Regions from separate parts of the Mus musculus genome. Here regions 1, 3, 4, 5 and 6 are each linked to region 2. Evidence: chromatin loops called from intact Hi-C (ENCODE). Cell type or tissue: gastrocnemius. All regions are shown on one strand. Region 1 has its middle 13 kb from the start of Gm33141. Region 2 overlaps 1700082M22Rik (a long non-coding RNA gene). Region 3 overlaps Ces2h (carboxylesterase 2H). Region 4 has its middle 4.6 kb from the start of 4932416K20Rik. Region 5 overlaps Nol3 (nucleolar protein 3 (apoptosis repressor with CARD domain)). Region 6 has its middle 11 kb from the start of Pdp2.

Evidence for each region. Hi-C counts contacts between places; a loop is a spot of excess contacts. Peaks named below come from ENCODE experiments on the same cell type or tissue, not always from the same donor. Only the 100,000 strongest peaks of a DNase experiment are listed, where the experiment ranks them.
Region 1: it touches region 2 in a loop (5-fold over the local background); 6 of 42 quality-filtered maps call a loop at or near these places.
Region 3: a loop joins it to region 2, with 2.2 times the contacts of the local background. A loop is called at or near these places in 3 of 42 quality-filtered maps.
Region 4: a loop joins it to region 2, with 2.8 times the contacts of the local background. A loop is called at or near these places in 2 of 42 quality-filtered maps.
Region 5: it touches region 2 in a loop (3-fold over the local background); 6 of 42 quality-filtered maps call a loop at or near these places.
Region 6: it touches region 2 in a loop (6-fold over the local background); 19 of 42 quality-filtered maps call a loop at or near these places.

What each region holds. Positions count from the first base shown.
Region 1 is chr8:104,899,307-104,904,306 of GRCm38, forward strand. It overlaps the pseudogene Gm8798. Among named protein-coding and RNA genes, the nearest start is that of Gm33141, 13 kb to the left of the region's middle. In gastrocnemius, a CTCF peak has its summit at 2,621 (motif pointing left); no DNase peak of the experiment used is centred here.
Region 2 is chr8:104,652,532-104,657,531 of GRCm38, forward strand. It overlaps 1700082M22Rik (a long non-coding RNA gene), which reads left to right. Exons shown (of 3, transcript XR_003947594.1): 2 at 4,750-4,911. Among named protein-coding and RNA genes, the nearest start is that of 1700082M22Rik, 13 kb to the left of the region's middle. In gastrocnemius, no CTCF peak of the experiment used is centred here; a DNase peak (open chromatin) is centred at 2,652.
Region 3 is chr8:105,009,178-105,014,177 of GRCm38, forward strand. The region is part of intron 1 of Ces2h (carboxylesterase 2H); the gene reads left to right. Among named protein-coding and RNA genes, the nearest start is that of Ces2h, 11 kb to the left of the region's middle. In gastrocnemius, a CTCF peak has its summit at 2,101 (motif pointing left); no DNase peak of the experiment used is centred here.
Region 4 is chr8:104,787,721-104,792,720 of GRCm38, forward strand. It overlaps the pseudogene Gm6831. Among named protein-coding and RNA genes, the nearest start is that of 4932416K20Rik, 4.6 kb to the right of the region's middle. In gastrocnemius, CTCF peaks have their summits at 1,155 (motif pointing left) and 2,354 (motif pointing right); a DNase peak (open chromatin) is centred at 2,373.
Region 5 is chr8:105,276,941-105,281,940 of GRCm38, forward strand. It overlaps Nol3 (nucleolar protein 3 (apoptosis repressor with CARD domain)), which reads left to right. Exons shown (of 4, transcript NM_030152.4): 2 at 2,034-2,330; 3 at 2,476-2,835; 4 at 2,955-4,999. The coding sequence starts at 2,036. The coding sequence ends at 2,962. 4931428F04Rik (RIKEN cDNA 4931428F04 gene) reads right to left here. Exons shown (of 8, transcript NM_028888.2): 8 at 3,469-5,000. Among named protein-coding and RNA genes, the nearest start is that of Nol3, 3.0 kb to the left of the region's middle. In gastrocnemius, a CTCF peak has its summit at 2,231; a DNase peak (open chromatin) is centred at 2,266; H3K4me3 peaks cover 1,662 bases; H3K27ac peaks cover 2,051 bases.
Region 6 is chr8:104,599,802-104,604,801 of GRCm38, forward strand. It overlaps a transcript of Cdh16 not described here. Among named protein-coding and RNA genes, the nearest start is that of Pdp2, 11 kb to the left of the region's middle. In gastrocnemius, a CTCF peak has its summit at 3,105 (motif pointing right); a DNase peak (open chromatin) is centred at 3,080; H3K4me3 peaks cover 1,237 bases; H3K27ac peaks cover 1,295 bases.

The sequences.
Region 1 (5,000 bases), 250 kb after region 2:
AAGATTTTATCGAAAGGACCCAGATGTAGCTGTCTCTTGTGAGACTATGCCGGGGCCTAGCAAACACCGAAGTGGATGCTCACAGTCAGCTAATGGATGGATCACAGGGCTCCCAATGGAGGAGGTAGAGAAAATACCCAAGGAGCTAAAGGGATCTGCAACCCTATAGGTGGAACAACATTATGAACTAACCAGTACCCTGGAGCTCTTGACTCTAGCTGCATATGTATCAAAAGATGGCCTAGTCGGCCATCACTGGAAAGAGAGGCCCATTGGACACGCAAACTTTATATGCCCCAGTACAGGGGAACACCAGGGCCAAAAAGGGGGAGTGGGTGGGTAGGGGAGTGGGGGTGGGTGGTTATGGGGGACTTTTGGTATAGCATTGGAAATGTAAATGAGCTAAATACCTAATAAAAAATGGAAAATGAAAAAAAAATAACCCCCCCCAAAATAAAAATAAGTAAATAAATATATCCTTCCCTCAAAAAAAAAAAAAAAAGAGAGTCAACTAAGTCACTCTTTTTCCCACCTCCAGGTTCCCATGCCCCTGTCTACTTCTATGAGTTCCAACATCCACCCAGCTACTTCAATATGTCAGACCACCCCACATGAAGGCTGACCATGCTGATGAGATTCCTTTTGTCTTTGGGTCCTCCTTCTGGGGCATGAAACGTGAGTCTTCATTTCTTTTCCTGAAATAATGAGGTCCTAGATGACTTCCCACAGGGACTCCTGCTTTTCCAGTCCATTTTTAAAAACCTAGGTTATAGAGAGGGAGAAATTCAAATGTGTACCATATCATGGCCTCAAAACCATGTCCAGCTTCGAATATGCACCCTTCCCAGTCTAGCCTGTGATAGAGGAGATGACATCACATCGGGGGCAGGAATTGAATTAGGAAATTGCATGGATCTTATATACTGGATAATGAAGAAAGGCAACAAAGTCTACAGTTTGTGGTCAGACAGTAGGTCGGATAACGCATGTGAAGAATGAGTTGACAGTTGCATGAGGTGGCATTGACTTTGTCTTCTTTGTGACCCCAGTTGACTTCACTGATGAGGAGAAGCTGCTGAGCAGGAGAATGATCAAGTACTGGGCCAACTTTGCACGACATGGGTGAGAACACACCCTTCAACCTCACATGTGTGGGTCTCTACCTAGGGCTTCCTATTGGATGGTGATCTTCTAGCATGCATGCATCCTCCACTGCATGACAGAGTCTTTTCTACATAGTAACACATTTATACATAAATTTTGATACATTGTAGGTGTCAGATACTGGTCATCTCACAGTGACAAAGCTGGTGGGGCTATAATGCTATGCTACTGTTCCTTAGATCTCACCTCTTAGAGGTAACACAAAGCAGGTCAGGCAGTCTCCCCAATGAAGCAGAAACACATGAGTGACACTTGCATGCACTTATCAGGACACAAGTCACATCAGACCCCTTAGCCAGTGTCCTACTTGTTCCACTGCCCTGATCCAAAACATGGAATTGGGCTTTGGATGAGTGTAACCTTACTGTTCTTTGCTGGGTGGCATATCCACAGGAACCCCAACAGCGAGGGTCTACCCTACTGGCCTGTGATGGACCATGATGAGCAGTATCTGGAGCTGGACATCCAGCCTGCTGTGGGTCGAGCCCTGAAGGCCAGAAGGTTACAGTTCTGGACCAAGACTCTGCCCCAGAAGATCCAGGAGCTAAACAGGGCTCAGGAAAACCATGCAGAGCTGTAGTGTCTGGTATAAGGAACAGAGTGTGGGAGTGAGGGCAGGTGGAAGCATTCTGAGATTCAAAGTCTATTTTTTTGTTCCAACCCTCTCAGAATTATTTCTAATCCCCATAATTTCACTTTCAGTCATGTATGAGAATCTCCCACCACACCCCATGTTACTGCTTATTCTTCTGGGCATACTTTTTTTATTAGACTCAATAAAAGTTCCCATTATAGTGTGGATATGTGAACCCTAAGTACCCAGATCATCTTTAACCCTTCACTGAAACTAGGCTCCTTCTTTTTTCCTTCCTTTGCTCTTTCTTTCCTTCTTTCCTTCCTTTCTTCTTTCTTCCCTTTTTTTTCTTCCTTCCTTCCTTCCTTCCTTTTTCCTTTCATTTGTCCTTCCTTCCTTCCTTCCTTCCTTCCTTCCTTCCTTCCATTAACTTCTCCCCATCCTTACTTTCCTCTTCTCCAAGTCCCAGACCCTCTTAAAATGAAACAGATGCTTCAGGGACTGTAGACTACAGAAGATTTGTTACATCAAAATTCTGTATCTTCTCTTTGCAAGTTTATGTATTCTCATATTTATAACTGATGATAGGAAACCTGATTTCTCTAAGCCCTGTTGCCTTCAAAATGCTGTTCCCAAAAGATCATAAACTACAAATTGCACTTGTGCCATCAGTGGCCTCGAATGTTTGAGGGCTGATATGAAAGGATTCCATAAGCCTGGGACATGATGACAAGACCCACATCTCTGAAGCAAAACAAAGATCATAACTTCAGTAACTTACAACAATAGTAACAAATGTACCGTCTTACAGATTGGGAAATTCGTGGTCAAGATGCACACAGATTTGCTGTGTGGTGAGAAACAGTTCTCTGGAAAATGAGTCTCAAGGATTACTTCTTGTGCCCTCTCCTGGTAGAATGCATAAACAAAATCATTGTGAGGATAATATCAAGTCCCTGCTGACTTGAACTGGGGCAGGGAAGACCTTCCTATCAGTGAGGCTGACTACTATGCATGCTTCCATTCTATATGTACAACATTGAAGTTGCCACTGCCAGCATGCCTGTTCTCATCAGATCTATACAGACACACTAAACTGGGTGTCAATTATGTTTGAGACTTTTAATAATTATCTCATTTGTAATAGCTCGGATGTCGATTGTTTCTATGATGCTAGGGATTCATCTCAGGGCTTGTGCATGTTGGGCAATGGATCCACCCACAAACTTTCAGCCTACTGTGGGTTCTTTAGATGAAACTGAATTGATCTTTTTTAGGGACCTGGTTTAGTAAGTCTGAGAAAATTCTCAAGGCGTGCCCCTGCCGCCAAATCAGATTTAGAAATGCTCCCTTGTTCCCCACAGGGCTTCCCTTGGGTCCTTTGGATGCCATTAACCACCTTTAACAGTGCTTCAGAGTAAACATGACATTGCTTTAGCTTACTATATTAGAACTTGTCTCTTATCTAATAGAAATAAAAGATTTTGTGACTGGTTAAGTCACTTCACATAATGTGTTTGTTTCCTTTTATTGTGGAATGACATCCATGTGTGCACACAACACAGTCTATCCACTCACCAGACTATGCACAACTGTTGCCCTTGTTTATTACCTCTTTTGGGGGAGGGGAGGAGAGAGATGCGGTTTCTATGTAGCCCAGGAGGGACCCAAACACATGATCTTGCTGCCTTGGCTTCTTCGGTGGGTGGATAACAGGTTGACTTATAGGATTATAGGGGCACCCATCCTTTGTTTGGATTTTAATAAACTGTATGGAAATTATCACATGATTTTATGTGGCCTCGTGTATTCTATTGTTGGCTTTAAAATCTAAAGCAGAATTGCTATGTCATGAGACATACTCATTAAACACTTTAAGAAGTTGTAAAGTTAGGGACATAGCAGTGGTAGACAGCTTGCCCTGCATGTACAAAGCCCTGGGCACCATAAAAAGTAAAAGAAACCAGCTCAGATGACATAGGACTTGAAATCTTAGTTGCTCAGAGAGCTGAGGCCAGGGATCACAAGTTAAGACTTGCCCGAGCTATACAGCAAGCTTCTGGAAAAACTGGAAATTTTAGTTGTGGTCTGTCTCCACATAGAAAGTTTAAAAAAATGAATGTTAGGGGTGTTGTTGCACCCCCTTAATCCAGCACTCTGAAGGCAGAAGAAGGTGGATCTCTGAGTCCCTGGCCAACCTTGTCTACAGAGGGAATTTCAAGACAGCCAGGGATACACAAAAAATTATACAAATCTAATTTGACTCAGTGGGTTATTAAAGAAGGGGAAGAGGAGAAGGAAAAAGAGAAGGAGGAACAGAACAACTAGAAATAATGTAAAACAAAGTGGTGGTGGGTGGGTGGTTTTGGAAGTGATGGGGCATAGGTAGGCATGCATATGACACATTGTTTTCATTTATGAAATTACTGAAGAGAAAAAAAATCTCAAAGATCTGGGAATTCAGCTCAATGGTAGAGAACTTATCTGACATATGTAAAACACAAAACCTGATCTTCTGTGCCCTCTTTAAAAGCTTTGGGGCAATTGTCTACATCAGAGCTGGTTGAGTGTCAAATTTCCATGACTATTTTTTTTTACCAACTACCAAGCTTTCTCACAAATACAAATGACTTCTAACACATCTGATAAGCCCCAAACCAGCTGCCAGAAAAATGTACATAAGCTGCCAGCTGGTTCAGTTCTGAAACAGATGTCTGTGGTTCAGCTTCTTGAAAGACTGCCCCTGGAAGGTTTTGTGAACTCAGAAGCTAAAGGGCTAACCACCTATATGCATACATTGCATTTCAATAATATATACGCTATGTACATGTGTGGACATGTATGTATCATAACACGTGTGTCTATAAGAAATGTGTTTACCAGCATTTGTGCTGTGGGATAAGGGCTAGCTCTCTTTGTCAAAGATTGAACCTTTGTCTTCAACTGGGCAGGCAGGATAAATAACAGTGTCCAAGATCAGGACACATTGTTTGCATATATGAAATTACCAAAAAATAAATTAAACCTCGAGGTTATGAGAATATAGCTTAGTGGTAGAGGACTTACCTAGAGTGCGCAAGACCCTAGATAGAATTCTCTGTACTTTTTTAGATCTCTTGGTCTTCTGTGACAACTCCTAAAGACCCAATTCTTACTAACATCCCATTGAAGAACAATTTTCACCGTGGGTGTGTGAAGTATAAACGTTCAGAACATAGCACACAGAGGTCCCCATACTGGCCAGTGAGGGTGTGAACAGTGG
Region 2 (5,000 bases):
ATGGCGCTGCCTCAGAAGCTCCGTGGCTCTCGTTTTTTCCCAGAAACTGCTGGCCTCTGTATTCCACACCCTCACCCGTGCAGCCTGCCCTCCGCGGAGTCCCGGAACCAAGGTGGCTTCAGTGGAGCCTGAGGCAGAAACCTCTCGGGCCGGGCGGACCCCTGTGCTCTCACCAGGAAGGTGGCCGGTTGTCTCCACTCAGGATATTTTCTAGTTCCATCCATTTGCCTGCAAAACTCGTGAAGTCATTGTTTTTAATGGCTGAATAGTAGTATTCCATTGTGTAAATGTACCACATTTTCTGTATCCATTCTTCAGTTGAGGGACATCTGGGTTGTTTCCAGCTTCTGGATATCATAAATAAAGCTGCTATGAACATAGTGGAGCACATGTCCTTGTTATATGTTGGAGCATCTTTTGGGTATATGCCCAGTAAAGGTATAGCTCTGTCTTCAGGTAGATCTATTTCCAATTTTCTGAGGAACCTTCAGCTTGATTTCCAAAGTGCTTATACCAGCTCGCAATCCCACCAGGAATGGAGGAGTGTTCCTCTTTCTCCACATCCTCTCCAGCACCTGCTGTCACCTGAGTTTTAGATCTTAGCCATTCTGATTGGTGTGAGGTGGAATCTCAGGATCACTTTGATTTGCATTTTTCTGATGACTAAAGATGTTGAACATTTCTTTAGTCATTTTTTTTCTTCTCAGCCACTCAAGATTCCTCAATTGAGAATTCCTTGTTTAGCTCTGCATCCCATTTTTAATTAGGTTATTTGGTTTTCTAGAGTCTAACTTCTTGAGTTCTTTGTATATATTGGATATTAGCACTCTATTGGATGTAGGGTTGGTAAAGATCTTTTCTCAATCTGTAGGTTGCCGTTTTGTCCTATTGGCAGTGCCTTTTGCCTTACAGAAGCTTTTCAGTTTCATGAGGTCCCATTTGCCAATTGTTGATCTTAGAGCCTGATTCATTGGTGTTCTGTTGAGGAAAATTTCCTCTGTGCTGATGTGTTCGAGGCTCTTAATCGCTTTCTCTTCTATTAGATTCCGTGTATCTGGTTTTATGTTGAGGTCCTTGATCCACTTGCTTTGTGCAAGGTGACAAATATGGATCTATTTTCATAGTTCTACATACAGGCAACCAGTTAGACCAGCACTGCTTATTGAAGATACTTTCTTTTTTCCATTGTATATTTTTGGCTTATTTGTCAAAGATCAAGTGTGTGGTTTTATTTCTGTGTCTTCAATTCTATTCCATTGATCAATGTGTTTGTCTCTGTACCAATATCATGCAGTTTTTATCACAGTTGCTCTGTAGTACAGCTTGAGGTCAGGGATGGTGATTCCCCCAGAAGATCTTTTATTGTTGAGAATTGGTTTCCCTATCCTGGGTTTTTTGTTACTCCAGACGAATTTGAGAATTGCTCTTTCTATTTCTGTGATGAATTGAGTTGGAATTTTGATGGGGATTGCATTGAATCTGTAGATTGCTTTTGGTAAGATTTTTTACTATGTTAATCCTACCAATCCATGAACATGGCAGATCTTTCCATCTCCTGAAGTCATCTTTGATTTCTTTCTTCAGAGACTTAAAGTTCTTGCTATACAGATCTTTCACTTGTTTGGTTAGAGTCACACCAAGATATTTTATATTATTTGTGACTATTGAGAAGGGTGTTGTTTCCCTATATTCTTCTCAGTCCATTTATCCTTTGTGTAGAGGAAGGCTACTGATATGTTTGAGTTAATTTTATATCCAGCCACTTTGCTGAAGTTGTTTATCATGAGTAAGAGTTCTCTGGTAAAATTTTTGGGGTTGCTTATGTATACTATCATATCATCCACAAATAGTGATACTTTGATGTCTCAGTCTGGGTTTGTATTCCTTCACACAAAACATCATGACAAAGAAGCAAGTTGGGGAGGAAAGGGTTTATTCAGCTTACACTTACACACTGCTGTTCATCACCAATGTAAGTCAGGACACAAACTCACACAGGGCAGGAACTCTCAGGTAGGAGCTGATGCAGAGGCCATGAAGGGGGTGCTGCTTAATGGATTGCTTCCCCTGGCTTGCTCAGCTTGCTTTCTTATAGAACCCAAGACTACCAGCCCAGAGATGGCACCACCCACAATGGGCCCTTCCCCAGGGACCACTAACTGAGAAAAAGCCTTACAGCTGGATCTCATGGAGGCATTTCCTTAAAGGAGACTCCTTTCCCTGTGATGATAACTCCAGCTTGTGTCAAGTTGACACACAAAACCAGCCAGTACACTTGACTTTTTCCTTTCCAGTTTGTATCGCTTTGACTTCCTCTTGTTGTCTAATTGGTCTAGCTAGAACTTTGAGCACTATATTGAATAACTAGGGAGAAAGTGGCAGCCTTGTCTTATCCCTGATTTTAGTGGGATTGCTTCAAGTTTCTCACCATTTAATTTGATGTTGGCCGTTGGTTTGCTGTATATTGCTTTTGTTATGCTTAGGTATTTGCCTTGAATTCCTGATCTTTCCAAGACTTTTAATACAAAGGGTTTTTCATTCACGGAGTTGAAGACTAACCATAGGACATCATGAAGCAAGGATTCTTGCATTACTCACCTTGGACACTAGAGGGCAGACAAAGATAAAGTTCCACAAGGGTTTAGGTGCTAGCCAACCTTTGAGCACAGGGAGATGACGATCACCTGATGCCCCTGCTGGAGCCTGAATGCGTTGCTGGTTGCAAGCACATTTCAGCAGATGAACAGGACACTTCATCAAGAGTTTCAGCAGGCACCCTTTAGATCTCAGTAATTGGCTTATTTTTGTAGATCTTTAATGTCAAATGATAAGTATGCATTCAAATTCACCCACTTACCTTCATAGCTTAGTAGATTGGAATAAAAAATGATGCCTGAAACCACATCCACTCCAAATAGAGAGAACATTTGTTATTTTCTGCATAAAAAAAGTTGTTTCTCTGTGCTCTTTTCCATTAAGCATTGACCTGAGCCCTGTTCCCAGGCAACCAACTAACTACTTTCTGGAGCTAAAGTTTAGAAATGGAATATAGTTCAGAAACACCAGAGCTTTGACTCCTCTATCACAGAAAAGAATCACATGTGGAAGGTTCTGTCCCTGAGCACAATGCCTTTGAGATTCAAATGTCATTGCCCTTTGGTTTCGAGTGAACACACTGCCCTGTTACCCACTCATCTGTTGGTATGCATCTGAGCGACTTCTGGTTTGGGCTATTTCAGACAAGACATGGAGCTGGGAGAGGTGGTGCAGGCCTTTAATCCCAGCACTGAGGAGGCAGAGGCAGTCAGATCTGTGAGTCTGGGCTAGCCTGATCTACATAGTGAGTTCCCAGACAGCCAGGGCTATGTTAAAGAGACTCTGCCTCAAAACAAAATAAAACAAAACAAACATAAACAGGTAAACAGGATCCCTAACGGTGTAATCACATTCACTTGTTTCTTCAGGTTAACGTCCAGAGAGTAGAACTGTTAAGTCATAGGGCACACATCTTTAACTTTCAGAGAAAATGCCAGTTTGCCTCCTACCCCATGCACCACGTGATTATTTTAGCTCTCCTCTAGCCATTGTGTGTCTGTATCAGTTGTTCCAAGTCTTTGCCAAAGCTTTTGGTTATGGGTCTTAAATCTGATTATATCGAATGGGAGTGTAGTAGTTATGCCATTTCAGATGCTTCCCTGATCTACACACACACACACACACACACACACACACACACACACACACATTCTCACACACACAACATACACATTCACACACACACACACACACACACACATTCTCACACACACAACATACACATTCACACACATATACTCACACACATGTACTCACACACATATATACACACATATACAGATTCACACACACTCACATAAATATACTTACACACATACACTCGCACAACAACACACACACATGCATACAACACACACTCATACACATACACACAATACATGCATACACTCATACACACATACAAGACATACCCACACACATATACACACACATATACTCACACACACTCATACACTCATACCACAACACACACATACATATTTCCTCCAACACACATACACACTCTCACATATACACACTCACAATTTTCTCATATACAGAAAAATACCAGTGGGACTCTATTCCACATTTTCTGTGGTCTTTGCCATCATTAGTCAGCGCCTCTGAACAGCAATGCAGTAAGTAGCAGAGTGCAAGGGGACCTTCCTACAGCTGGTGGAGCAGCCCAGGGTGAGGAACATTACCAAGGTGTCCAATTAACTAAAGACACTGGCTCTCTGACTCTGAGCTTGGAGCTGTTGAGGGCCTCTGTACTGGCTGGTTTTGTGTGTCGACTTGACACAAGTTGGAGTTATCACAGAGGAAGGAGCCTCCCTTGAGGAAATAGGAAAATACCACCCCAAAACTGGTGGTATGCTGTAGCTTCTTGTCACGTCCGAGTACCCGGGCTGATTAGCAGAGTCATGTTAGCTGAGACAGACACGGATGCTGAGGCAAGACCTGTGGAGGACACATGATATTTGGAGGGAGTATAAATAGGACCCAGCAGACTGGGAGAGGAGGGCAAGGCGTGGCTGGGCTTGGTTTGCTTATGGAGTTAGCTGTACATTGCTTGTTGGTCTTGCATCCTGGCTGAGTTTTGCTTGTTGAGTCAGGTGCATCTCCTAACACCTCTGCTGGTCTAAATCCCTCCTGCCTGGCTGTTTCTGCTAGGCTGTGCTGTGTGCTGCTATCCTCACACTACTGAGTTGGACTGCTGATATATCTGTGAAGTGTCTGCAAGTGGATCGAGCTGCTGCTGCTGACCTGTGAACTGAGCTACTGATTTCTTGACAATGCAGATGGGATTTGCACCAAAGAACCATTTCTAAACAGGTCCACTTCCCCTCATATCCTTTCTTTCCTACTACCTCTGGTGGATGGTGGGCTAGAAGGGAGGTCAAAGCATTTAAGAACAATCATTA
Region 3 (5,000 bases), 360 kb after region 2:
TCCCTGGGACACACACACAGAGCTCTGGAGTTTATCTAAGAATGAATGAAGTCTCTGGCCCTTACTTACAACCAAAATAATTACAGATTCCCTCTATTTCTGTCATCACAATTTAACTCTGCCTAACACAGAGATCACCTCACAGTACGAGTTAGAGATCCCTAATACCACTCAGTAGAAGGCTTCACTTCAAAAATAATCAGTTAATTTGACAAGTCTAACGTTGTGGATGTTATAGCATATTCTTATCTATTGCTGTACCAAGCACAGCCAGCATGAGGCGTCAGTGGCTGGCAAATGGAGTTAAACCTCATGGGTAGAGATCTCTTTCCACATGAAACCCTGTGTGGACAGCATGTGACAGGGAAGGGGTGGGTGTGCCTTTTCACATGGAAATCTCAGCAGGTTGGATCGCGGTGCCAGGGGAAGTGGTTTTGTTTAGGCCGCAGTTGAGAGTTTGAAAATCCATGATCAGGTGGCTCACTCCAGTGAGGCTCTGTGGAGGTCTCCTAACTATGTCACAACACGCTGATGGCATTTCACAGTAGGAACATGTAGGAGAGAGCACTCACGGTGAAAGAAACAATCTGCCTTGGGAATGGCCATTGTTACTTCTGTCTGAGAGTTCTGTCTCTCACTCTCACTGCAAGACCTAACCTGCTTCAAAACTCCAGCAGTAATTCCTGTATGAAGAGACCCATGAATCAGGCTCCTTCCACTAGACACTATTTCTTAAAGGCTCCACTACCTTAACAGCAGCACCCTAGGGTAAGCATCCAGGATATGAACCTCTGAGGGACAAAATAGACCCACATCACAGCATATTATCCCAATCCCCAGATTCATGTCCTTCTCACAGTACAAAATATGCTCAGGCCATGCTTTTGGTCCCTTAACTCCTTTGGACATGATCCCAAAGTCCTAAGTCCCATCCGAAATTCAAGGAAAATCCCTTCTAGCTGGGAGTCTTCAAAAAACAACTTTGATAGTTGATAGTTGAAAAAGTGAATGTTGAAACAGGCACAGAGTAAACAGTCTGTGTGCCGGTTGGTTTTTGCCAGCCTGACACAATCCTAAAGATATCTGGGGAAAGGGAATCTAAACTGAGAAATGAATTCCAGCAGATTGGCCTGTAGGCAAGCCTGTGGGAGCATTTTCTTGATTAATGATTAATGTGGGAGAGTCCAGCTCATTATGAAAACTGCCTCCCCTTATTATATGTAAGAAAGCAGGCTAAGCAAAGCATGGAGAATAGACCAGTGGATGGGTTTCCTTCAGGGCCGCTGTTCTCAACCTTCCTAATGCGGGGACCCTTTGATATGATCCTCATGTTGAAAGATACCTAACCATAAAATGATCTGTTGCTGCTTCATAATTGTAATTTTGCTACTGTTATGATTGCAATGTTCATAATCTGATATGCAAGATATTCACAGGTTGAGAACCAGTGCTCCCAGGTCTCTGCTTCAGTTCCTGCCTTGAGTTCCTGCCCTGCCTTCCCTTCAGGACTGTAAGCTGTAAGATGAAATAAACCCCTTCCTCTTCCAAGTTGCCTTCAGTCATGATGGGCTTATTCTGTCTTGTTCTCTTTTGTTTTTGTTTTTGTTTTTTATAGCGATAGAAAGCTGACTCTAACACTTCCATTGCAAAAGAATGAACAGAAAAATAGAAAAGAGTGTCAGGGCCCAAGAAAACTCAAAAAAAAAAAAAAAACAAGCAGGAGAGATAGTCTCTCAAAACTGCAAGTCCAGCATGCTGTACTCATGGGAACAGGCACTGGACCCCAGAGACTCAAGTGTCCCCATCCATGTGACACTGCTTGCTATACTAGTTACTTTTTTTTATTCCTGTCACATGACCAAAGCAACTTATACAAGGAAGGGTTTATTTGGGCTTATAGTTTCAGAAAAATACAAGTCCAGAATGGCAAAGCTACCATGGCAGTCAGATGCAGATTTGGCGACAGATGGAGTGTAGAGCTCACATCTCACACTCTAAGAGACTGAAATTGAAAATAGTGCATAGTTTTTGAGACCTCAAAAGCAAGCCTAGTGACTTCCTCCAGCGAAACCACGCCTTCCAAACGAACTGAAACAGCGCCACCAACTGGGGATCAAATATTCAAACATCTGGGCATAAGGAGAGCATTCGTATTCGAACCGCCACCCTGGTGCTCTCTCACAGTGTGTGCCATGGCCTCCTGGCTTTCAGAGGCTGCTGCTGCTGCCAATTGCCTGATTTTGTATAGTTCCGGAATCTCAAAAGCCATGGTCCCACCCTCACAGCTAGCAAGGCATTCTGGGGGGAAACCTTGACATTGCCGCTGGGGTGGAGCCTCCCGGGGTTTTCGTAGACATCCCAGTGGAACCTACTATGAACTAATAGACCTGGAATTCTGTGTCCAGGTAAACACACAGAGATCTGCTGCTACTTGATCCCGTTTGGGCCAGTGTCAAGAGCCATCCCGAGGCTGGCTCAACCATGGCTAGCATGCAGCATCATACCGTAATCTAAGGAGCAGAATCCTAAAGCTACCCTGAACATTGAGCACGTGGAAAGCTCTGTTTTTGAACCTTCCAAAGCTTCCCTGTTTGTGCTAGTAGGCAGCTAGAGGGAGAATGTGTTAGCAAAATGGAGGATTTCTGTGATGTCTTCAGAGTGCTTTTTTTTTTCCCATTGTTACGGGGCGTTCCTCTGAGCCTGGCTTCCTTCTACCCATAGCACATTCTTCCGTGCCTTCATATACTTTTTTAAATTAATGATTTATCTATTTTTATATTATGTGTATTGGTGCTTTGCCTGCATCTATGTCTTTGGGAGGGTGTCAGATCCCCTGGAACTGGAGTTATAGGCAGGTGTGAGATGCCATGTGTGTGTTGAGAATTGAACCCTGTTTCTCTGGGAGAGCAGCCAGTGCTCTTAACCACTGAGCCATCTCTCCAGCCCCAACATCTTTTCCCACTTTGGTTTGTTGTTGTTGTTTTGTTTTGTTTTGTTTTGTTTTGAGACAGGGTTTTTCTGTGTAGCCATGGTTGTCCTGGAACTTAGTCTCTAGATTGGGCTGGCCTTGAACTCAGAGATTCACCTGCCTCTGCCTCCTGAGTGCTGGGATTGAAGGCGTTGCTACCACCACCACCCGGCATGCCGTCACAGTCTTACAGAGAAGCCTTTTTGCTTTTAGCGTAGACATGATGTGACTTTTCAGATTCCTAAGCTCTGCCTCCCTTGCCAGGGATTATTGTGAATTTCACTAAATATGGTCCGGAAGACTCACATCATTCCCTCTGTGGTTTACTTAAAAACATCTTTCTCCAAACACTTGTTGGCATCACTCTTAAAGTTGACTCTCTATGAGCTTTAGAATATGGATACAATGTAGCCAACTTCTTGGTAATAATTGGACACAGGTGGCCTTCAGTCTAGTTTACAATGGATGGTTCTCACTTTCTTCTGGGACTTTCTTAATATGTCTTTACTGTCAGCACTGCTATTGGCATTCTGAACATGGCCATGTAAACCATCTATGAAGTCTAAGGTCCTTCCTAGCCTCTTGTCATCAAAGCCCTCACCATAACAACTTATAATGTTCTCGTTACAGCAAAGTAGGACTTGTAGATTGTCCCTCCAAACCCTTCCAGTCTTTGGACACTACTGTGTTCCAATCCCATTTCCACATTTTCAGGTACTATTATGAAGCAACTTTATGCTTGGTACCAATTTTATGTCTGAGTTTGCTTTGTAATGTTGTGACAAAATAGCCAACACGGGATATGTATCTGGAGGTTTTTATTCTAAGTTTTCCTTTTTAAATTCTTTTATTGGATTTTTTCATGCAATATATTCTGATTATGGTTTTCCTCCCCTAACTCTCCCCAGATCCTCCATATTCACCCAAATCCATCTCTTTTGCTCTATCTCATTAGAAAACAAACGGGCATACAATGATGATGATGATGACGACGACTATGATAATGACGATGATGATGATGATGACAACAACAACAAATCTGAATAGGAAAAAATAACAGGAAAAGAGAGCCAAAGAGATACATAATAAAACAGACACAGAGGCATGGGTATTTAAACACACAGAAATCCCATAAAAACACAAAATTGGAAACTATAATATATAAGTAAAAGGTCTATGCAGTTAACACACACACACACACACACACACACACACACAAAGAGTTATGGGGGGTGGGGGGGAGGAGAACACCAAAAATACAATTGCATTCATTTTGCATTGGCCCTCTACTGCTGGGCATGGGGCTTGCCCTTAAGTGAGGTTTGTATGCCCAGTGATACTTCATTAGAGAAAACTGACTTTTCTTTTATGAGTGCTTATGACTAAACATAGCTTCTGGGTTAGGGAGCCCAACTGGCATTGACCTGTGCATCCCGCCTCCATCTCTCTGAGTTCATTTGTGTGTCAGCCCAGTTGTGTCTAGAAGGCCTTATTTCCTCCATGCCTTTTATCACCACTGGCTCTTGCAATCCTTCACCTCCTCTCCTGCAGAGTCTCCTGATCCCTGCAGGGAAGGATTTGATGGAGACATACCTTTTGATGGAGAGAACACGCAAAGGTCTCTCTCGCTCCCTCACTGTACAGTGTTCAGCGGCGGGTCTCTTTATTTGTTCCCATACTACAGGAGGAAGCTTCTCTGATGATGGCTGAGCAAGACCTATGAGTATAGCAGAATGTCATTAGGAGTCATTTTATTGCTATATTCCTGAAGAACAGCATTCGGTCTTTCCCCTAGGTACTCAGGCTAGGTAGTCTCAGGTTCTAAACCACCCAAGCAGTTTCTGGCAAGGGTTCCATCTCACAGAGTGGGTCTTAAATCCAATCAGATAGTGCTTGGTTACTCCAACATCTGCTGTGCTGCCATTGTACCAGCATCCAACGTTACAAGCAGGTCATCCTCATATCACAGCTTTTGAGGTAATGTTAAAATACTGTAACTCTCCATTTCAAGGTTCACTTCAGTGGTTTCTCA
Region 4 (5,000 bases), 140 kb after region 2:
TGAGATTAAAAGCAGATGGTGTAATTCTGAGGTTACAAAGTCCATTTATTTATTTTTATTTGTTCCAACACTTATGTAAGCCTTTCTAATATCAGCATTTGCCCTTTCAGACATGTATGAAGAACAGTCTGTGTTATTTCTTATAATTCTGAGCAAACTTTCATTAGAGTCAATAATAGCTATTATAATAGTGTAGATATGAGCCCCAATGTACCCCCATCTTTTTTAACCCTTCACTGAGACTAGGCTCTTCATTCCTTCCTTCCTTCCTTTTTTTTCCTTTCTTCCTTCCTTCTTTCCTTTCATTATCTTCTCCCCATCCTCACTCTCCTCTTCGACAAGTCCCAGACCTTCTTGAAATGAAATGGGTGCTTCAGGGACTGTTGACTGCAGGAAATAGGTGGTATCAAATCCTGTATCCTCTCTCAGCATATTTATGATTACCATTAGAAAATCTGCTTTCTCTAAGTCCCTTTGCCTTAAGAATGCTGTTTCTAAAAGATCATAAACTACAAATTGGACTCATAGTGTACTGGCTAGTTTTGTGTCAACTTGACACAGCTGTAGTAATCACAGAGAAAGGAGCTTCAGTTGAGGAAATGCCTCCATGAGATCCAACTGTAAGGCATTTTCTCAATTAGTGATCAAGGGGGAAAGGCCCCTTGTGGGTGGGACCATCTCTGGGCTGGTAGTCTTGGGTTCTATAAGAAAGCAGGCTGAGCAAGCCAGGTGAGGCAAGCCAGTAAAGAACATCCCTCCATGGCCTCTGCATCAGCTCCTGCTTCCTGACCTGCTTGAGTTCCAGTCCTGACTTCCTTGGTGATGAACTGCAGTATGGAAGTGTAAGCCGAATAAACCCTTTCCTCCCCAACTTGCTTCTTGGTCATGATGTTTGTGCAGGAATAGAAACCCTGACTAAGACACATAGTATCTGTGGCCTCAGATGGGTGGAGGCTGAAATAGAAGGATTACATAAGTCTCCGGGCAAGCTAACAAGTCCCACATCTCTGAAACACACAAACAAAAAGAAAATTGTAACTTCAGTAACTTACAAATAGTAACAAACGTACAGTCTTATAAATTGTAAAATTTGGGGTCAAGATGTTCTCAGGGAAACCAGACTCAAGGATTACTGCTTGTGCCCTCTCCTGGTAGGATGTGTAAACAAGGCAGTTACAAGGATAATATTAAGTCCCTGCTGACTTGAACTGGGGGCAGGGAAGATCTTCCTGTCAGTGAGACTGACCATGTAGGATGCTTCCATTCTATATGTACAGCATTGATTTAAGTTCCCACTGCCAGCATGCCTCTGCTCATCATCTCTGGATAGACACACTAAGCTGGGTGTCAGTTAGATTTGAGACTGTTAATAATTATCTCATTTTTGATAGTTTGAGCGTGGATTGTTTTTATGGCACTATGGATTGATCTTAGGACTTGTGCATGTTGGGCAATGGTTCCACCCATGAACTACACCCTCAGACCACTGTGGGCTGTTTAAATGAAATTAAATTAATCTCTTTTAGGTGTCTGTTTTAGTAAGTCTGGGAAAATTCTCAAGGCGTGCAACTGTCATCAGATCAGATTTACAACATTCCCCCCTTGCTTCCCATCAGCCTTCCCTTGGGTCCTTTTCTGCCATCCACTGCCTTTAATCCCATTTCAAAGAAAACATGACATTGCTTTATCTTACTATACTGGGACTTGTCTCTAATCCAAAATAAATAAAATGTTTTGTGACTGGTTAGGTCACTTCACATAATGTGTTTGTTTCCTTTTATTGTTGAATGACATCCATGTGTGCACACAACACATTCTATCCACTCACCAGACTATGCACAATTGTTGCCCTTGTTTATTACCTCTGTTTTTGGAGACATGGTTTCTATGTAGCCCAGGAGTGCCCTGAACACATGATCTCACTGCCTTAGCAGTGTGGATTACAGGGTTATAGGGACACCCATCCTATGTTTGAGTTTTAATAAGTTGTATGGATATCCTCACACATTATTTTATGTGATCTCATGTATTACATTTTTGAATTTCCAATCTAGAGCAGAATTCCTATGTCATGAGACACCTGTTAAACATTTAAAGAAGTTGTAAGACCAGGGATATAGCAGTAGTAGACAGCTTGCCCTGCATGTACAAAGCCCTAGGCACCATAAAAAATAAAAAAAAAAAAGAAAGAAAAACCAGCTCAGATGATGTAGGCTTATAATCCCAGCTACTCAGAGAGCTACTGTAGCCAGGGATCACAAGTTAAGGTCAGCCTGAACTATACAGCAAAACTCCAGGCAAAACTGGAAAAATTACTTGTGGTCTATCCCCACATAAAAAGTTCCAAAAATGGCCTATAGGTGGCAATGGTTCTGCCTTTAATCCAGCACCCAGGTGGATCTCTAACCAAACCAGCTCAGTCAACAGGGTCTCAAGCAAGGGAGTGAGGGTTGAAAAAGGGAAAGTTAGACAAAATTATAACCTGACTGCAGCCCGTACTGAAGCTGAAACAGCTTCATGTCTCTCCAGCCTGCTTTTATATCATTCTAGGTATAGCCAAAAGCCATGGTCAGTTCTTAGATCAAAGACAAAGTAAAGCAAAGTGGGAAACAAGGAGATTATACAAGAAAGCAATCAAGCAGAGGCGTAAGCAAAAGGATCACACAGGCAATGATTAAGGAAAGTAGTAAGGGAGGGGATCACACAAGGAAGTAATGCAGCTAAGAAGTAAACAAAGCCCCATGGTCCCTGTTTCTGACATTCTTATCTGAGTCTACTTCCTTGTCTAACCCCAGTGACAAATGCCAAATTCCTAGAAGCAGCACCAAAAGCTCTCAACAGATCTCTGAGTTGCAGGCCAGCCTGGTCTGCAGAGGGAGTTCCAAGACAGCCAGGGCTACACAGAGAAACCCTGTCTTGACAAAAACAAAAGCAAAAACAAAACAGTACCGAAAAAAAAAATCATAAACATCTAACTAGACTTAGAGTGTTACTAAGATGGGGGAGGAGGAGAAAGAAGGAAGAAGAAAAAGAAGAGGAAGGGAGAGGAGGATGGGGATGGAGCAGGGGGAGGAGCAGGGGGAGGAGGAGGGAGAAGAGTGTGGAGGAGGGGAGGAAAGGGAGAGAAGAAGAAGAAGAAGAAGAAGAAGAAGAAGAAGAGGAGGAGGAGGAGGAGGAGGAGGAGGAGGAGGAGGAGGAGGAGGAGGAGGAGGACAGAAGGAGAAATGGAGTTGGTAGGAAAATGTGGTGGTGTGGTTGGGGGTCTTGAGAGTGAGGGGAGTAGGGTGCACTGTGTTAGTTTATGAAATTACCAAAGGGGAAACCGCCAAGGATCTGGGCACAAAGCTCAGGGGTGGAGGACTTACCTGGCACATGAGAGACCATACATCCAATTCTCTGTGTCCTCTTCAGAAGCTCTGGGGTAACTGCCTACATTGGAGCTCATTGAGTGTCCAATCTCCACATCCATTTCTTACCAACAACCAAGCTTTTTCATGTCTACCGATGATTTATAACACATTTGATAAGCTGCAGGCCTGCTGCCTCCATCAGCTCAAGCTGCCATAAGAAAAAGAGCATAAGCTGTCAGCTAGTTCAGTCATGAGATGGATATCCATGGTTCAGCACCTTGGAAGACAGAAGCAGGAGGGTTTCGTGAGCTCAAGAGCTAGCGGACTGATTATATGTATGTATGTATGTATGTATGTATGTGTATATATATATATATATATATATGAATGAATCATTACATGTGTGGCTTATAAACAATACAAATGTGTTTATAGTTGTGGAAATCACGAAGCTCAAGGTTGAGATACCAGCATATGTGCTATGTGATGAGGGCTAGCTCTCTTTGCTAAAGATGCAAAGTTGAACTTTGTGTCTTCGACTGGGCAGACAGGATAAATAATGGTGTTCAAGATCTGGACACATTGTGTTCATGTGCGAAACTATCAAAGGATAAATAAAACCCCAAGGTTCTTGGAATACAGCTCAGTGGTAGAGCACTTATCTAGAGCATGAAGACCCTAGATACAGTTCTCTGTAGTGACTTTCCAGATCTCCTGAAACAATTCTTAAAGAAGAAATTCATACTAACGTCCCATTGGAGAAGAGGTTTCACCATAGGCATGTGATACACCAACTTTCAGATCATAGCACTTAGAGGTCTCCGTATCAGTCACCAAGGTTGTGAACAATGGAAAACAACTCTATCTATTGTGTTTGGAAATCAAATGTCATCTATGATTGATATTTAAAACAATCTATTGTCAGTCCCGAGATGTAAAGTAGTATAAGTTTTATTAGAAATATGTCTGGGTATCTGTTAGCTTTTTGAGCCGGAGGCAGTGTGTGTGAGTGTGTATATCTATGCATGTGGGTGTCTATGTATGTGTATTTGTGTATGCTTATTATGTGGATGGATCTGGAGGATATCATCCTGAGTGAAGTAACCCAATCACAAAAGAACACACATGATATGGACTCACTGATAAGTGGATATTAGCCCAGAAACTCAGAATACCCAAGATACAATTTGCAAAACACATGAAATTCAAGAAGAAGGAAGACCAAAGTGTGGATACTTCGGTCTTCTTAGAAGAGGGAACAAAATTCCCATGGAAGGAGTTACAAAGTATAGAGCTGAGACTGAAGGAAGGACCATCCAGAGACTGCCCCACCCTGGAATCCATCCCATAAACAACCATCAAACCCAGACACTATTGCAGATGACATCCAAATTTTGCTGACAGGACCCTGATATAGCTGTCTCCTGTGAGCCTCTGCCAGTTCCTGGCAAATACAGAAGTGGAAGCTCACAGTCATCTATTGGATGGAACACAGAACCCCAATGAAGGAGCTAGAGAAAGTACTCAAGGAGCTGAAGGGGTCTGCAGCCCTATAGGAGGAACAACAATATGAACTAACCAGTAACCCCAGAACTCCCTGGGACTAAACCACCAATCAAAGAAAACACATAGTGGGACTCATGTCTCTAT
Region 5 (5,000 bases), 620 kb after region 2:
TGCCTCGAAGTCGGGCCAGAACAGGAGCTGACATCACCCCCTTCTCTGTAACCAGTGGTGGGAGACAGTCTTTGGAAGCCTCATTGAGGACAGCAGAGGTCCTGAATACAGTGTAGTGTGGATCCCAGTAAACACAGTAGTGAGGACCAAGGCACACAGAAGGAGCTCCGAACCTTTGAACTCTCAGGAATTGGGGTAGACATGGGAGCATTTGAGTGTTAAGGGCTGGGTCCACAGAGTAGAGGGGAGAGACAAGTATCCCAGGCCCAGGGACCAGCGTTGGCAAAGGCTAAAGTGCTAGGACCATAGTTCTCACAGGACTGAATGGTTGGATGGAAACCTAGCTGTCCAGAGTGGTGGGAGGGGGTTAAAATAGCCAGACTAGTAGCTTAGATTCTTTGGTGAGTACTGGAGACAAAGGGTGGGTGTCTACGCCTGCCATTCAGCTAGACAAGGAACATTATAGTTTAGGCTAGGGCAAGTCAGATTCCAGTTGTACTGGGTTCCTCCGAACCTGCCTCTTCATCCATAAAACCGGAAAGATAAATTCTACCCCAGAGTTGTCAAAAGTCACAATGTTGGAGTGAAGGGAGGCGTGGGGTGTGAGAGAAGTGCGCAGAGATATTTATTGTCCCGGGAGGCAATCGGCTGCTGCTGGGTTTAAGGAGAAGAAGCTAATGGAGACTGATTAAAAGACATCTGACAGGGATGGGGCATGAAGGGAGATGTGGGTTGGAGGAGTACCCTGTCTGCGCTTAGTGGCCTTGGGGGAGAAGGACCAACAGATATGAGGGATGGAGACCCAAGGTGTGAAGTGCCCAGGGACAGGACAGTGTGAGTACTGAGGCATGGGACTTTTGATATGTGTGGGGCAGGGGTTGGGGGATATGACTCAATGGGCCAGGAAGAAGGTAGAAACAGGAACATTTAAGGCAGAGGAGACCAGGGCTTGGGAGGCAGAGGCAGGCGGATTTCTGAGTTCGAGACCAGCCTGGTCTACAGAGTGAGTTCCAGGACAGCCAGGGCTACACAGAGAAATCCTGTCTCGAAAACAAAAAGCAAACAAATAAACAAACAAAAAGGCAGGGGAGACTTAGAAGGATGCTGTATGAATAAAGAGAAGGCAGAGGGAATGGCCAGGTTTCTTTTTTCCTTAAAGTCAGGGCCCTTATTGGCTGGGTTAGGACACCCAACTCGTTGGGAGGTAGTCATGATAGGCAGGAGCTGATAAAAAATGAGCAGAGGAGATTAATTCATACTTGGTTCCTACGGTTTGGTACAGGCAGCCTCTCAAAATGGGTAATCCATGGAGGGGAAGCTAAAAGTCTGGTAAGCACTCCTAGTGGCTTTTAAGAGCTGGGCATTTCAAGGTCAAATAAGAAATGGCTGTAAGTGACTGCCGGGCCATTAGGGAAACAAGTGGGTCCCTGATACCAGGAGATCTCTCAAAATTAAAGTTCAGTTGTGCTACGATAACCTGGAAGAGTCCCAAGACTATGTTGAGGCTGCGGACGGTGGTGAATGAAGGGGCAAGGTTCTGGGATGCCTGGACCTCCGTGTTAGGTGAATGGAACACGGGTGCCTTGGCCCTTCGGGTGCAGACCCGATTGTATGAGCGATCAGGCAGGCTGCCCTTGATCCAAGGTTTGCTGCAGGGGCGAGGAAGAAGGTATGAATCAAGCCTAGGGTTTTCTGCCTATTTAGGTAAGGAATTGGGTTCAGACAAAATAATTCAGTTGGATAAACTGGGTCTCAACTGGTAGCCAACTGTGCAGGTGTCTGGGGCTTAGGAGGGAGGGAGGTCCTAGCTGGGAAGAGCACTCCACTGACAGGTGGAGTCTGCAAAAGAAACCTGAGGAATCAGGACAGAAGCAGCCAAGAAGCTGGAGGGTGCGTTCTGGGCCCCTGGCCTCTAGGTCTTGCGCTGAGCAACCATCCAGACTCTGATGTTGAGGTGAACTTAGATAACTCCTGGTCAGCGTAGAGTAACGCAAATTACGCCCCGCCCCCTTCTCTCCTTCTTGACACAGCAGAAATGGGCAACGTGCAGGAGCGCCCATCAGAGACCATTGACCGGGAACGGAAACGGCTGGTAGAGACATTGCAGGCTGACTCTGGGCTGCTGCTGGATGCGCTGGTGGCCCGGGGCGTCCTCACTGGGCCCGAGTACGAAGCCTTGGATGCGCTGCCCGATGCAGAGCGCAGGGTGCGCCGCCTACTGCTGTTGGTGCAGAGCAAGGGCGAGGCAGCCTGCCAGGAGCTACTGCGCTGTGCCCAGCAAACAGTGCGCATGCCAGACCCGGCCTGGGATTGGCAGCACGTGGGGCCCGGTGAGCACCAAGAGGGTGGAGCCTTGATGAATCGAAGGGCGTGGATTAGGGGCAGGGCGAAGCAAAGGGTAAATGGAGGGCAGAGAATTTGGAGGTAACCACAGAGGGGTGAACTGAACCTCAAGTACTCCCTCTTCCTTCCCAGGCTACCGGAACCGCAGCTATGACCCTTCATGCCCAGGCCACTGGACGCCAGAAGCACCCAGTTCAGGGACCACATGTCCTGAGCTGCCAAGAGCGTCAGAGCAAGAGGAGGTCGGAGGTCCTGAGGGCTCTGAGGCACTGCAGCCTCGAACTCCAGAGGAGCCAGAACTAGAAGCTGAAGCTACTGAAGGGGATGAGCCAGACCTGGAACAAGAAATGAATCCAGAACAAGAGCCGGAGCCGGAGCCCGAGCCAGAACCCGAACCCGAGCCCGAGCCGGAACCCGAGCCCGAGCCAGAACCCGAGCCCGAGCCGGAACCCGAACCCGAGCCCGACTTCCAAGAAGAGGATGAATCTGAAGGTTGTGAGAGCGCCTAAACCCTTGCTTGCAGGCTTGTTACGGGTTGTGGACTGCAAAGTGTGTGTGTGTGGGGGGGGGGGGTTGATCCCTATTCCACTAACCATCATTTTCATCTCCAGATTCCTGAAGGCCAGAATCCTTAGCTGTCCAATCCTATTTGTGCTGGATAAGACCTGGAAACCTGCCAGAGCTTGACCCCATCGATGCACCGAGACACCTACTGCCAAATGAATAAACTCAGGAGGGTCAGTCTGTTCCTGACTCTCCACAAGTCTGGCTCTTTGCTCAAGAACTGAGGGTGAGCGTGGGTCTGAATCCCACTGACCTGAGCAGGCTTGTGTGAAAATACCCCCATCCCCTCAAAAACATTCCACTTCCCAAAGAGCCCAAGCTGTAATTCTGGAGATCTCAGATGCAGGCCCCCAAATCTGACCCTCCCTCACCCACTTTATTCCCCTCAGGGGCCATTTGGGAGGCCGAGTGGGCAACACTTCTAATCCATGGAAATCACTCGGCTTGGTGTACCAAGCAAGTGAAGGGGGATGTCCATCCACACATGGAGAGAAGTCTTGGCGCTCACAGTCTTGCAGGGAGGACCTGAGAGGAAACTTGAGTAGACAGAAGCCACACACATCATTGTAACTGCTGTTTAATTGTCTGGCTTTCCTCTGAACTGGGAGCTCAGTGAGGGGCGTGGGGTCTAACCAGTCACAGACATACACAAGGAGCTCTGCACATATCTACTAAGTAAATGAATACAAACTTCCCAGCTGTGTTTCCAAGCTTCACAGATGGAAACATTAACTGAAAAGCCAGGGTTAGGACAGTACTAGCTCACTCTCCCACCGCTGAATCTGAAGTGAAATGAAAGCCTTAACCAGCTCTGTACTAATCCTGGCCTGAACGTGGGATAACAAACCCTAGGGCCTGCCCTGTAGGTTTGATTGTGGTTGCTCCCGCCTGTCCTAACCACTGCCAGAGACCAGCTGTGAGGCTGTGGTTAAAGACAGGCACAACCAAGACTAACATGGGGACTGAGGGTGGGACCAGGTGCTGGACTCACAAGACACAAGACACAGTGTGTCTGTGTGAGTGATAAGAAAGGGGGTCTAGGGGGCTGGAGAGATGGCTCAGTGGTTAAGAGCACTGACTGCTTTCCCAGAGGTCCTGAGTTCTACTCCCAGCAACCACATGGCGGCTCACAACCATCTGTAATGGAATCTGATGCCCTCTTCTAGTGTGTCTGAAGACAGCTACAGTGTACTCGTATACATAAAATAAATAAGTCTTTGAAAGAAAAGAAGGAAGGAAGGAAGGAAGGAAGGAAGGAAGGAAGGAAGAGAGAGAGAGAGAGGGAGAGGGAGGGAGGGAGGAAGGAAGGAAGGAAGGAAGGAAGGAAGGAAGGAAGGAAGAGGGAGAGAGGGAGGAAGGAAGGAAGGAAGAGGGAGAGAGGGAGAGGGAAGGAAGGAAGGAAGGAAGGAAGGAAGGAAGGAAGGAAGGAAAGAAGGAAGGAAGGAAGGAAGGAAGGAAGGGGTCTAGGAACATACGGTACTTTTCCAAAGGATCCTGCCCCTACATGGAACTACTACTACTACTACTACTACTACTACTACTACTACTACTACTACTTCCGGGCCCCGCCTGGAGGCATGAAATGACCCCATGAGGGCGACTATGGAACAATGCATGACCAGTGAGACAGACAGAATGCTGAAAGGCAAAGCCCAGCCCAGCTGGGTCTCTGAGCCTGAGTGACAGCCGGAACCCCATGCTCAGGCAAATCACCTCAGAGGGGTTCCCAACTCCTGCTGGCCCCAGTGAGAGGTAGAGGTATGAGTGTAGAAGGAGCACCAATCGGCCAGGTAGGGGGAAGGGAAGGAGTGGTACCAGACACCCAAAGCCATCTCATGCAGGAACAAGTTTCTATTCCCAAACCAACCCACATTTCTATTCACACTCAGCTCCCATCTCATCGCCCTCCCATCTCCCCTGCTCAGGAGTTTATGTGACATGCTGCTGCAGTTCACAGGCCCCAGGAAGGGTAGCAAGGACAAAAACCTTCTAACGTTGCTTCTCATCTGCCCACGATGCTCCTGGCCTCCCAAATGCCCCCAAGAAACACCTAGGCTATGGAACCATAAAGAACTTCATATTCCGATCTGTGA
Region 6 (5,000 bases), 53 kb before region 2:
GAGATTCACAATCATCCAAAACGTACAGTTCAAGGGGGATCGTAGGCCCTCTTCTGACCGTGGGCACTGTGTACACACCGTGTACATATATGCACCCAGGCAAAACACTCGTACATAAAATAAAACTAATTTTTTTTAGTGCATACACAGAAGTCTTAGGCTTCCCCCCCCTTCATTATTGCTAATAATAAAAAGTTCTGCTAACTCTTGATATTGTTTTGGGTATTAGGAATCAGCCTACATTGCCTCAATTTACACACTCCAATGTCCTATTTTTTTTTTTTTTAAAGATTTATTTATTTATTATATGTAAGTACACTGTAGCTGTCTTCAGACACTCCAGAAGAGGGCGTCAGATCTTGTTACAGATGGTTGTGAGCCATCATGTGGTTGCTGGGATTTGAACTCTGGACCTTCGGAAGAGCAGTCGGGTGCTCTTACCCACTGAGCCATCTCACCAGCCCCCCTTTTTTTTTTTTTTTTAGAACATAAAACTAGGACAGAGGCTGAAGAAAGCTCAGTCTGCCCAGGCATGAAGACCTGGGTTAGATCCTGCACAAGCAAACATGCCAGCAAGCACATCTAATCCCAGTGTTGGAGACAGACTGGCAAGTCCTTGGCTCAGTGGTTAAGAGCACTGACTGCTCTTCCGAAGGTTCTGAGTTCAAATCCCAGCAACCACATGGTGGCTCACAGCCATCCATAATGAGATCTGATGCGCTCTTCTGGGGTGTCTGAAGACAGCTACAGTGTACTTACATATAATAATAAATAAATTAAAAAAAAAAAGTCCTTGGGGCTCAATGGCCACCTAGCCTAATGAGTTGAATTGGCAAGCCCTAGGTCAACCAAGAGACAACTTGTCTTAAAAAACAAGGTGTGTTACTTCTGAGGAATGACATCTGGCCTTCACACAGGTGCCTGCATCCACACCCATATAAACATTATCTGCATGGGTGCACATGCATGGGTGCAGCTGTATGAGCACACCTGCATGAATGTACCTGCATGCACATGCATGCACACACACACTAGAAGACAGAGAAAAATTTAAAAAAAAACTATAAAAATGACCAGAAAGGAAAAAAAAAACCCACAAAGATAACAAACAAACAAACAAACAAAACCCTTGGCTGTTGTTTTTGAGACAGGACCTTACTATGTAGCCCTGGCTGGCCTGAAACTTGCTATGCAAACCAGGCTAGCCCCAAACTCATAGAGATCCACTTGCCTTTAAATCCCAGAAGTTGGGATTAAAAGCCATCACACCTGGCCCCTCAATCTCTCCACCCCGCAGTTTTCTCTTTGAAACAGAGATTCGCTGACAGGTCTGAACCCTAGATCCTCCAAACCATTAGGACCACCACCACCCAGTTGGAAAAATTAACTGAATAGATTTAGCCTTTCATATCTAGAATTTTTATTCTATTACTTGATGTTACTAAATACCCCTAAGTAGTCCCTAACCTTGGTGGCCCTCTGAATTGTCCGTGGTCAGATTCCCAAGTCACTGGCTCCATCTGGGACTGGTGAATTTCTATTGACTGTTTATTGGAGTGTCTTGGTCCCATTGGCCTCTGACCTTTTCTGCTCTCTGCATACATAACTTAGTCTGAGCAATGGCTTGGACGGGGCATCGGAGCATAGCAAGGATGTCAGGATTCCTCTCCTGACTTTCACTGCCAGGGGAATAAGCGGGTTGGGATCCAGGAAAGCAGTCTGTGGAGGAGCCCCCTGGAGCCCGCTGTATCTTTGCCCACAACTCTGCCTGCCTTTCCCAGACTTTATAAAGCCCTCATCTACCCCCAGCTCCCTGCGGTAGAGAAACAGGATGTTTTCCTAGGGCTGTGGTTCTGTCCACAGTGCACAAGCCTTGGGTGTCCCGGAGCTGGTCATTTAGGCTAGCTAAGGGCTAAGAAACTCATCACGGGGCAGGGAAGGGACATCCAGGGACAGGAGAACAAAAATTAAAGCCTGGAATCTGCTCCAGTCTGTTGTGTCTGGCCAGTAGATCACAACCTGGGTTCTAGCCTGGAAAGGCATTTTGGAAACCTGGAAGAGAAGAGGGGCTAGGCGGCGAGAGAAAGAAATGCAGCTAAGACAGACATTCTGATCAAAGCTCAATTTTACTGTTCCGCACGCAGTTATGAAGCAGGGGAAGGGGCCCGATTCCCGCCAATTAATCTTGGAATCCAATAGCTGGGTGACCTCGTGCACGGCTCCGAACAGCAAAGCGGCAGATTCCAGCAGTGGGCGTGGCAGAACGATTGAGCGGGAAGCTCCACCCCTGAGCAAGCAGGTTTCAGGCTGAGGGAGGGGGGACTACACCAGTCGACTCTGGAGACCAGGCTTCTGAGGCAGTGACAGTGGGATAGTCCTAGGGATGTGGAGACAGGCTTCCTAAATGTGAACATCTGGGCAAGTGACCTGTCAGGACAGAAAAGGATTGTGCAGGATAATCTGGGCATGGTGTTGTGGAGACTCAAGGATTAAGAGTTCAAGGTCATGCTCAGATGCCCGATAAGTACCTCCTGCCCCTCCCATACACTCACTCCTGTTCCACCCCAGGGATGTGAAAACTGGTTGTGAAATGAGTTAGGAAAGATGGCTGAATAGACACCCAGGAAAAGAGAAGGATCCGCAAAAAGAGGAGGTTGGAGAATAGGAGGAAAACAGCCAGCTGTGGTGGGGAAGCAAAAAAGAAGAGAGTAGTTTGTCCGTGAGGATCTGGTATCAGAACTCAGATACGGATGGACGGAAGTAGCCAATTAGCTACAAGAAGCTCCACAGCAGAAGAGGCAAGGGTTGAATTATAATCTCGCATGGGTCTAGATGGTGAGACAGGAGCAGACTTTGGTCCCGTGAGAAGAGGGCTTTCTGAAACAAAGCAACGTGGCGGGTGGGCGAGGTGGTGGGGCCGCCACCCTCACCCAGAGAAGAGGATGCAAAGTTTACTTAGGATTTTGCTGCCCCCAAATAGGGCTGGAGCATGGAAGAATGGGAGAATGGGGTGTCTTGAGCCCCACCTGGTGGCTGGATCACTAATTGATGCGGGTACTGGGATAGGAAGGGTCCTGGGGTAGGGAGCCATCAGCTTTGGTTATGAGGCGATAGCAGACACAGACACTGCCTCTAGATGTCGCCATTCAGCTGCGCTGGTGCCTGCAGAAGCTGGATTGAGGAAGGTTGTCCTGAGCTGATGAGATTCTGAGTCCTGAAACTCCAATTAGAGCGGAGTTTCCCTGGAGTGCAGCCTGGTATACCTTCAGGAAGACTCACGGGACTCTGGGCACCTTTGGGGCTGAGGTTAAGTGGGGACTAAGGTAAAGGCTCTGTCTTGTGCCGAGGCCGTCCAGGCTTGCCAGAGCAGGAGGTGGTAGGCCGTGTAAAGTGGCTGCCACTTCGGCGAGTTGTCTTCAGCGTTCTTGTTTTCCTCTGTGAACTCCGCAGTAAATCTAACAAACTCCTTTTTTATTCTGCCCTTTATGGCCAGTGCCACAGACTGCCGGCCTCTCTGCAATTTCTGCACTCCTCTTGTCCCAGCTTTAAGAATAGTACAAATCACTTCTGTGCCCCAAATGGAAGCTGCCCCTGCAGTCAGATGCAACTACCATACAGGTCAAATCTGACCTGTTGCTCCTCTGTCCCCTTCATGAGCCTTTGGTTGAGAGCTCAGAATCCTCTTTCGTAGTCGGGCCTCCCTCTCTGCCACAGTCATGAGGAGTGTTGTTAGAATGTTATAAAGGCTGTGGGCTTCTGTTCTCCCTGACTGAGACACCTGGCACTCTCTACCTTCTCTTGGCTTACCCAGATCTCTCAGCCTGATCCTGCTAGATTTACAGCTTATCTGGAAGACTCCCTGACTTTCTAGGCCTCTCTCCCAAGCAACCCCTTCTATTTTTAGCTCTGAATGGTCCTATTTCATCTCTCCAAGTGTCTCCCATCTCATCTGTCTGTCTACTTTCTTTGCAGCATCAGGATTCTGGTCTGGCTTTACCCTGGGTAACCGTGGGGTCAGCCCGGCATCTGGCATGATGTATACTGTTGTGGGGGAGGCTGGGGATGTAGCTGAGTGGTAGGGCACTTGCCTAACACTTATGAGGCCATGGGTACAATCCCCAGCATCTGTCTACCTATTATAGATAGGTAGATAGATAGGTAGATAGATAGATGAGATTGATAGCAGATAGGTGATAAATAGATAATAGATAGATGGTAGACAAGTAGATAGGTAGATAAGCAAAATGGTAGGATGAAAGAATTGAAAAAAAGAGGAAGATTTTGACCTTTCTCAATAAGATAAAATCACATTTCCTCAAAAATTGTGCTGTTCTTCTGGCCACTCTGGGGATAGAGACTAGAGTCTTCTGCCTTTTGCTTCTTATTGTGATTTATATGATAATCTCAACTTCTTTCCCATCCCCTTGTCCATTGCTGGGGTCTAATTAACCTTTTCCTCTTTTTGTTTGAGACAGGTTTTGCTATATAGCTCAGGATGGCTGTAAACTTTCCATCGTCTTTCTTTAGCCCTCCCAGTTGCTGGGCTTAGGGGTTGGCTCCATTACTGGAATTCCCCTTCTCTTGATTCTTAGGGACCATAGGGACTTACTTTGTGTGTTTTGTTGTTCTTTAAATATGTAAGTACACTGTAGCTGTTTTTTTGTTTTTTTTGTTTTTGTTTGAGACAGGGTTTCTCTGTGTAGCCCTGGCTGTCCTGGAACTTACTTTGTAGACCAGGCTGGCCTCGAACTCAGAAATCTGCCTGCCTCTGCCTCCCGATTGCTGGGATTACAAAGCCTACAAAGCATTCTCCCGTGGAGATACATTCATCAGGTCTTTTATTTTAATGCTGTTTTCTTTGTTGTTGTTGCTGCTTTGAAATAGAATCTTATGTCGCCCAAGCTGGCCCTCAAGCTTGCTATGTAGCTGAAGTTGACCTCCAACTTCTGATTCTCCTATCTATCTCAAAAGCTGAGATTAGAGCAGCATCACAGCCCCAC